Regions from separate parts of the Mus musculus genome. Here region 2 is linked to region 1. A link is a loop called in an ENCODE intact Hi-C map of the cell type or tissue named here. Cell type or tissue: left cerebral cortex. All regions are shown on one strand. Links, peaks and the distances in the headings refer to the core of each region. The heading gives the core; the rest is flanking DNA. Region 1 holds the start of Gm16271 (predicted gene 16271). Region 2 overlaps Gm29915 (a long non-coding RNA gene).

Region 1 (4,392 bases), core at 258-4,257:
CTGGGCAACTCGTTCTGAAAGCTGAAAGTTCAGAGTCAAGAACTTTTACTCCTTTTAGAATTTTTCCATCCCTGCTGGAGCCCAGAGGAGCAGAGAGTCTGCTTTGGGACTCCTGGGATGGCACCATAGAAGTGAAATGTCCTTGAAGGATGAGGGGGACCTCACATGCCACACCAAAGGGATGTAGAGAAGCCAACGCACAGGGTGCATGGGCGCTGGACACACAGGGTGCATGAGGATACACTGTGCATGAGGACACACTGTGTGCATGAGGACACACTGTGTGCATGAAGACACAGGGTGCATGAGGACACACTGTGCACGAGTGCAGGACACACTGTGTTCGTGGGTGCTGGACTCACAGGGTGCATGAGTGTTGGACACACAGGATACATGTGTGAGGGATGAGGGCTGAGTTCAGGATGAACGTGTTCCTTCCCCCTGCAGTGGTCTTCATGAAGCCTGTGCCCACCCCACCTCTTCCTGGCCTGCTCCCATTGATGCATAGGGTGGTAACATTTATCACACTGTGCTGTGATTAGCTATTTCCTTCCATGAGCTCTTTGAGGTTGGAAACTTGACTACTACAGTATTCTGAGTTTGCTGGCTACATTACAAAGATGAATGGGAACAAACAGGAGTCATCTTATACACATAGAAAACAAATGTGCAAAAATACAAGAGTGGATGGGCTGGCAACCAGCTGGAGACAGTGCACTAGAATGCTTCAGCAACAGTGGCTTCTAGAGGAAGACTGGAAAGGACCTGAACAGGAATAGGGACAGTGAGGCAACAAATAGGATGTCCAGGACGGAGATTGCTCTGATTGCCCAGGTGGGTCCAGCATGGGTGGAGGAGGTAACCATAGAGACAGCAGCATGAGAGGAAGTTGGCACTTCACATGAAAGTGGAGAAAAGGGTCATGAATCTAGAAACACGCGATTCTTGTAGAACAGCCTTACTGCGACTTTGATTTTAATCTAATGGGACATTTTGTCCCCCAGAACCGTCAAATACATTTGGACTGTGTCTGGCTCCTCTTCAGGACCGTTTGTTACAGCGGCAACAGAAACCTCATACTCTGTGCTTTGCGGGAGTCTTGGCTTCAGTATGCTGCTGGCTAGCTTGTTAGTGAACCGTGTAACAGATGAGCCAGCAGCTGGATGCAGAAGCTTTGACCATTTATGTGAAAGGCCCTTCATTTGCCAACCCTGACCTATCACTGGGCTGAGAAGCCATCTATTTTTAGCAGAAACCAGGGCATAGTCTTTCTGAGCCCTGCTGTGTTGTTACATTTCTACTCCCTGCACTGCCTTCAACATGCAAGATCTGCTTACAGAGATATCAGCCACCCACAAGGACAGCCTCATGGGAAGCTCTCTTCTTCATACAAAGACACCAAGTCAAACGGGGTAGCAAACAGCTCAGTAGAAAAGAGAAGCCCAGTGTCCATGATGATGCCAAGCAAGCTTTAGAGCCACATCCTTACTTAATGCTCAGTTAGCCTTGGAACCATTGTCTGCCTTACACTCTGAAAATCCCAACTAGGATAAAAGAAAAAAACATAGCCAGGATTTAAGCTAGGTTCTCTGGGAGTTTCCTCTACCTCATGGAGAGACAGACAGACAGACAGACAGACAGACAGACAGACAGACCGACAGACAGACAGAAGGGCTGTCTGAGACTGTTACCCTTCCAGGATCTTTAGGAGAACCCCTATCAGATGATGACAGACCCTCATTTTCTGCCCACAGTGTGCAGTTGTGTCCATGGTGTGTGCAACAGCGGGATCAGTGGTGACGGAACTTGTGAGTGCTTGTCTGCGTACAGGGGGCCCAGGTGTGACAAGCGTAAGTGTTTCTTCACCCACTACACCAGACCAAAGAGATGCTGGGATGTGTTTTTTCTTTTCTGTTTGTTACTGGGGCTCCACTGGAGCTGATGGACTGTCAAATGTTTCGTAAGAGGGAGCCGAAAACTAGGCAAACATTGTAAGAAGAGGTAAAGAGAAGAGCAAGGGGGAGGGGGGAGGCAGTGGGTGGATGATTGGCAAGAGCCGTGCTGTAGGGAAGGCTGAGCCGAAGGCAGCATGAAGGGCGGGGTACTGAACGAAGTATTCAGGCTGGGAGGACAACAGGGGCCATGGCAGTAGACAGTCCATAAAGAAGACAAAGTATCGCCTCAGTTATAAAAACTCATTAACAAACGCAGACGACGGCAGAAACAGAGTTTCCAAAGCCAGGTGACTTACTTACCCAAGGGCACAGAAATGACAAATAGAAATGGGGGCCAAAGCATTGGGATCCATGGGAAGTTATTTACAGTCTATGACACTAGGTCTGGTTAGAAGATGAAGAGCAGGGGTGAGTGAAATCAGGGGGGCTGACCTTAAAGATGAGACCGGTGCACTCCGGGTGCACAGCCCGGCAGAAATCCCACTGAGCCCTGTGGACAGCTGCAACAGCAAAAACAAAACAAAACAAAAGAGGCACCCCACTGAGCGCTCTACCCTGCAGCCCAGTCGCTCCTGCCTGCTACGCTGTACTGCCAGCGCCCTCTACTGGCAAACCTTAATTCTGTCTAGAAAAGAGAAATTCCCTTTTGACCTCCCTGTTAAAGGCCTCTCCCAGTCCTAGCTCAGCCAATGGCAAAGCAGTTTCCACAGAGTGAATTAGAAGCTGAGATGATTTTTAAAATAATCAAAATGGTCACTCAACAGACCCTCTGGATTATAGTCTCCGATGGAATAAAAAAATATAGAACAGTTTGGATTCCACGCAGGACAGACTCGTTGTATTGGAAGCCCAAGGTGTGTATGTACTGTGGATATGGCCAGTACATATACCAGTCAGCCTCTGTCTTTTCAACACAGCCCTGCAAACCTGTGAAAAAAGTTCACACTAACCCCAGGTGGGGTGCTGTCCTCTCTGTGACCTCAGCTAGTCTCTGTCCACCTGACACCACCCATTACCACCCAGGAGACCTGTGAGCAAACCTTCTCAGTAAGACAGGGATCCAGTCCAGAGAGCTTCCCATGGAAGGAATGTCAAATTTGCTTCCAAGTGAAGCATAATTTTTGTCAAGCCATAAGATAAAGACTGGGACAAAAAAAATGCAATTCTCATGGCAGGTATACTTTTTTAATGTCAGGAGTATTTTTTAAAAATAGACCTAAGAGCAAATAATCAGAATCAGACGTGAAAAGCAGCAATAAGCACAGGGCAAGAACCCACAAGTAACTGCGATAACACACACACAGCCAGGCGGAAATCAGATGGAGGGTGCTTTTGTTTGGTATGATTTTTTGCCCATTCTATTCCTCCATTTGCAAATGGATTATGACAGTAAAGGTGTGGGTTCCTACCAGCTAAGGCGGAGGAACCTACCAACTGTAACACAGACTTACAGGGTGATGCTGTAATTTACCCTGAAAAGGGGGAGGGCTGAGAAGGGTTAGATAAGAATTTATAGACCAATAAATCCATGGCATAGCATTTGTAAGAGAAAACAAGGTGGAAATAACCTGAATGTTGAGATTGGATAAATTTTGGTAGATCCTAAACTAGTTAATGCCAACTTCTATATGAAATAAACATAAACCCCAATGGTTTGACATTATGGTTCTCTAGCCATAAAGCAGGATACTACATCAAAGCCATGAGCTATGTTTGGATTATTTAAGTTGCTGGGAGAAACATGGAGACTGGAAAGATACACCTGTCCAATGCCATAAGACCTACTAGCCTGGGTCAGTTCATAATTTCGTATGAGATCATGCTACATTTTTTTTCCGTGACACTATCTTTGCTTAGCTGCCCTTTAGTGGCTGTTGTGGTTAAAAGTAAGTTCCAGGACTGGGGAGAGGACTCAGCATCTCAGAGTACTTGCTGTGTCAGCACGGGGACCTGAGTTTGAATACCCAGAACCCAGTGTGGCTTGTGCACGTAGAAGCACTAGCCGGACGTGGTGGTGTACGCCTTTAATACCAGTACTCGGGAGGCAGAGGCAGACGGATTTCTGAGTTCGAGGCCAGCCTGGTCTACAAAGTGAGTTCCAGGACAGCCAGGGCTACACAGAGAAACTCTGTCTCAAAAAAAAAAAAAAAAAGAAGAAGAAGGAGGAGGAGGAGGAGGAGGAAGAGGAGGAGGAGGAGGAGGAGGAGGAGGAGGAGGAGGAGGAGGAGGAGAAGGAGAAGGAGAAGGAGAAGGAGAAGGAGAAGGAGAGGAAGAAGGAGAGGAAGAAGGAGAGGAAGAAGGAGAGGAAGAAGGAGAGGAAGAAGAAGAGGAAGAAGAAGAAGAAGAAGAAGAAGAAGAAGAAGAAGAAGAAGAAGAAGAAGAAGAAGAAGAAGAAGAAGAAGGAGAAGGAGAAGGAGAAGGAGAAGGAGAAGGAGAA
Region 2 (4,392 bases), core at 307-4,306, 530 kb before region 1:
CAAGAGATAGATTTGATGGAAACATCCTATTTAGGACTGTGTGTTCCAAGGTCTCTCACTCTTTGCTAATGTCTGGCTGTGGGTCTCTATATCTGTTCCTGTCTACTGTAGGAGGGAGTTTCTTTGACAATGGCTGAACAAGGCACTGATTTATGAGAATAGTAAAATATCATTAGGAGTCATTTTATCACTACAGTTTTCTTGGAACCAACAGACCAAAAACAAAACAGTAGTATTTGGCTTTCCCCTAAGCTCCCAGGGCTATCTAGTTTTAGATTCTTGGTCACCCAAGCAATGTTGGGGATGTGGTTTATAACTCGTGGAATAGGCCTTGAGTCAAATAAGTTTTTGTTGTTTACAAATTGTTTAAAAATCTCTCCACTCAGACCTCAGAGAACCATGAAGAGAAGGCAGAAACAGTGTAAGAGCCAGAGGGGAAAAGGACATCATGAAAACAAGCCCCTCCAAATCAAGATCTTCATAATGCTACGATGATTTAATACAGTTCCTCATATTGTGGTGACCGCCAATCACAAGAGTATTTATTATTGCTACTTCATAACTGTAGTTTTACTACAGTACAGCGCTGCAGTTATGAATTGCAGTGAAAACATCTGACATGCACAAAGGTCATTCGATTCTCAAAGGACTTACAACTCCCCAATTAAGAACCTCTGCTCTAAATCTCCATGGGCAAAGCTCTTATGCACTCACAGAGAGTAAAGCAGTATGCACAGGGTCTGAACAGGTCTGCCTCAGTTCATAGTGTGAACAGTCTGTGTTCATATTACAGCTTCCCGTTTGGTGTTCTTATGGGATTCCTGAGTGAGTAAGCCACTGGATTCCTGATTTTCATTCTTTTGGGGCTCTTTCCTTCTGTTGGTTTGTCTGTCCAACTCTAAATTGATAGGTTTTTGTCTTTAATCTTACTATGTTTTATTTTGTCATATTTTTAAAAACATGAATGAATGAATGCCCTTGCCACTGGAGTAAACGTTAACAATTGAACTGTCACTTATACTGGCTAGGAGACAGAAAAATCCATATATGGTGACACTAGGTACATCAACTACTTCACGACAGGACTCATGCTCAGGCAGAGTTGCCCAGCGTAGAAGGTGCTCCACAGGCTTCTTCTCTGTGTGTTTTATTTGGTTATAGTTTAGTGGAACGTTTGGGGGATATTTTTTCTTGGTTTGGGCGGAGATTCTATTATTGTATTGGGCTTTTGAGACAGAATGTAAAGTCGAGTGGGTAGAGGTGGAAGGCGAGGATCTGGGACTTGGGGGAGGGGACAAGTGTGATCAAAATATATTTAAATATAAAATTTGTTTTAAATGATGCAAATAAAATATAGTAAAAATAAAACATAATAAAATGGAGAGAGAAAGAGAAATGCCCATAATGGAGGATGAGGTACTGAAGAGTGTGGACGTGGTTTCTCTAGAGATGACTCCAGGAAAGGTTGGCGGTTATAAATCTACAGGGTAATCTTGATTAAGCTTCTCTGAACTGAGTTGCAAAGGAACCTAATGGGAAGAAAGTAGTGGATGCTGGAAAGAGATCGAGTAGGGATGTGGATAGAGAGGAGCCTGAGGATGATGTCATAGCCAGGCCAAGAAGTAGCCTCCACTGGACGACTCAGTGGAGTGCAAGTGAAGGCAAGAACGAGATATCCCTAACATGGAGCAAGCTGTCTGTTGGCCTCTTTCCCTCTGATTCAGGTTTCTGACCAATTACTAGGGCCATTAGGAAAATCCATCTCCAAAATACCGTACCCATTTCCCCTGCCCTCAAACCACCAGGGTACCTGACCTTGCAGGACAAATACAAATCTCTTATTAGGAAAGATTCGGCCTTCACTGATTGTCACTGCCCTCCCACTTGGCGTGCTTCAAGTGAGGCAGTTCCCATCCTTGGCTTAGGAAATGTGGCTTGTTGTGAGAACACATAGAAAATGTGTCTAGTCATATTTGGGTAGGCATGAGATGAAGCTTCCAAGTCCGACTGCTAAGCACACCTCACGTGTTCAGAGAGATGGCTCACTCAGTCTATAAAGCTCTTGCAGCTCAAAGATGTGGAGCCAAGTTCAGAACAGCAAAAGTAAAATAAAATAAAAACCAGTCACAGTAGTGGTAGGGAGAAAGGGAAGAGAAAGATTCTTGGAGCTCAATGGCCAGAAGGTCTCACCAAATGGATGAGCTAATGACTCAGTGAGAGATACTGCGTCAAAAATTAAGGGGGAGCCTGACTGATGAAGAAGGTGTCCTCTGGCTTCCAGGCACATATACACACATATGCACATGTGTACACACATACGAGAGAGAGGGGGAGAGAGAGAGAGAGAGAGAGAGAGAGAGAGAGAGAGAGAGAAAGAGAGAGAGAATCTTAGATATAGTAATGTGGCCATCCTAATGGATGGGACCCATACCTCATGGTGCTCTATGGTTAAACTGCATTGCACAAAGAAGAATTAATTAATTGAACTGAGTGATGTGGAATTACATTTTTTCATTACAGATTTTCCCTTCCACGGTTCCTGCTTCATTTTAACAAATGACCAGCAGGTGGCAGGCGACCCACACGTCGCGCAAAGGAAGACACGTCAATTAATTACCAGGTCCTCGAATTCGGGATGAGAAACCAGTCTAGTTACATGTGAGTATCCTGTTTCTCTAGCAAAGCTGTGGTGAGCAATGGTGTTTCATTCCATTGCACGCTAGTCACGATGCACCAAAGACCTGGCATTTACCCTGGTCCCTAGCACTAACCATTTGACTCCAGAATACCTTCTGACTAGCAGGACCCATAATTTGAGCACCACCTTCATTGCCCACACAATGAAGGCGGAGGAGGGTGATGTCATTTGCCCCTGGAGGTTATTTTAGAAAAAAGACTAGCAAAAAAAAATTAATATATGTATGAGTTCAAAGGGGAACATGACTGTCACTAGAGGGTTGTGTGGTCCAGTTTGTATTTTCTACACTGTCAGAACATCTGCTTAAGAGAGAGACTCTAGGTAATTTGAGAATGCATGCAATTGTAACTCATTGATTTTACCTGAAATTTACATGTGTGTGTGTGGGGGGGGTGGTATTCGGGTATGTTGGGGGTGGAGTCTAGAGATAAAAGGAAGATGGAGGAACAGGGCCGCTGCCCTTTGTTGCCCTGCTGCGTCTTAACAGACTTTCTTCCCTTCTACGATGACTATTCCAACTACAGCTTCACGGGAAGCAGCGACTGTGACCTGCTGTCCTCCTTTCAAACTTGCCACAGTTCTGTTAGAGCAATGATTATAGCAGCTTAAATCGACTTTCCGATTAAATAGGATTTTCTCACACTTGACAGGACTGAAGTGTGCATCTTGCTGCATGTGTCAGTGTGAGTGTTATATTTATCACACATCTCTTGTGGGTTCTGTGTGCTTGGCAGTGTCGGGATTTTATAAAGAGTAAGCCCTTAAATCTTGTCTTTGTTGCTGTTTGAGGTTTCATGAACATGAAATATCCATGTTAAAATTACCCCCTAGGAAGGATTGCAGGGACGGGCGTGAAGGAGGTCCCAAAGGGATAGAAACTCCACAGGAAGACCAACAGAGTCAACTAACCTGGGCCCTTGGGGCTCTTAGAAACTGAACCACCAACCAAAGACCATACACAGGCTGGACCTAGGCTTCCATGAACGTATGTAGCAGACATACAGCTTGATCTTTGTGTGGGTCCCAAACAACTGGAGCAAGGGCTCCTCCAAAGCTGTTGCCTGTCCGTGGGATGTGTTCTTCTAGCTGGGCTGTCTTGTTTGGCCTCAGTGGGAGAGGATGCGTGGAAATCTGCAGAGACTTAATATATCAGGGTGTGGGGAAACCCAAAGGGGATCCACCCACCCAGAGGAGAAGGAGAGAGGGGATGGGAAGGGTGACTGAGAGAGGAGCAGTGTGCAGAATGTAAAGTGAATAAATGAAAAACAAAAAATAAAATTAAAAACTTACCCTTGAATCCATGCATGAGCGAGCGAGCGAGCAAGTACACACACACACACACTGAAAATTGACTGGCTTCTGTCTCTTGCTTGTGCTACAAATGGGCCTATGGAAGAGCGGCCCAGAAGAACCAGGCAGGCAAGATTGATGTAACTGGCCTGCTTGTGCCTCCTCTGAAACCTATTACTTACCAGTAAACTTTCCATTTGGCCCTCAGGAGCAGCATTCAGGTTTGCCTGAAGTGGAGAGAGTGGAGAGCCCACTAACTGATAAGCTAAGGAACTCCCAGGCTGCACCACAAGGAGTCAGTCTGAGTCTGGACTTTGGGGAAGTGCTGATGGACATAGGACGCGTGGCCACACAATGGGGACACACGACTGACCTCAGACACTTAGGTTAACTGTCCCACCTTT

What was found. A loop is a pair of places that touch in the nucleus more often than their neighbours do. Peaks named below come from ENCODE experiments on the same cell type or tissue, not always from the same donor. Only the 100,000 strongest peaks of a DNase experiment are listed, where the experiment ranks them.
Region 2: it touches region 1 in a loop (4-fold over the local background); 4 of 42 quality-filtered maps call a loop at or near these places.

Annotation. Positions count from the first base shown.
Region 1 is chr10:86,970,295-86,974,686 of GRCm38, reverse strand. It overlaps Stab2 (stabilin 2), which reads left to right. Exons shown (of 69, transcript NM_138673.3): 6 at 1,755-1,850. It overlaps Gm16271 (predicted gene 16271), which reads right to left and starts at 2,546. Exons shown (of 5, transcript NR_165263.1): 1 at 2,388-2,546. In left cerebral cortex, for the core only: a CTCF peak has its summit at 2,565 (motif pointing left); DNase peaks (open chromatin) are centred at 1,470, 1,788, 1,996, 2,544 and 1 more place; H3K4me3 peaks cover 194 bases; H3K27ac peaks cover 189 bases.
Region 2 is chr10:87,502,396-87,506,787 of GRCm38, reverse strand. It overlaps Gm29915 (a long non-coding RNA gene), which reads left to right. Exons shown (of 3, transcript XR_871928.2): 2 at 2,521-2,658; 3 at 3,530-3,960. Among named protein-coding and RNA genes, the nearest start is that of Gm29915, 3.4 kb to the left of the region's middle. In left cerebral cortex, for the core only: CTCF peaks have their summits at 2,561 (motif pointing right) and 4,277; DNase peaks (open chromatin) are centred at 2,591, 3,822 and 4,256.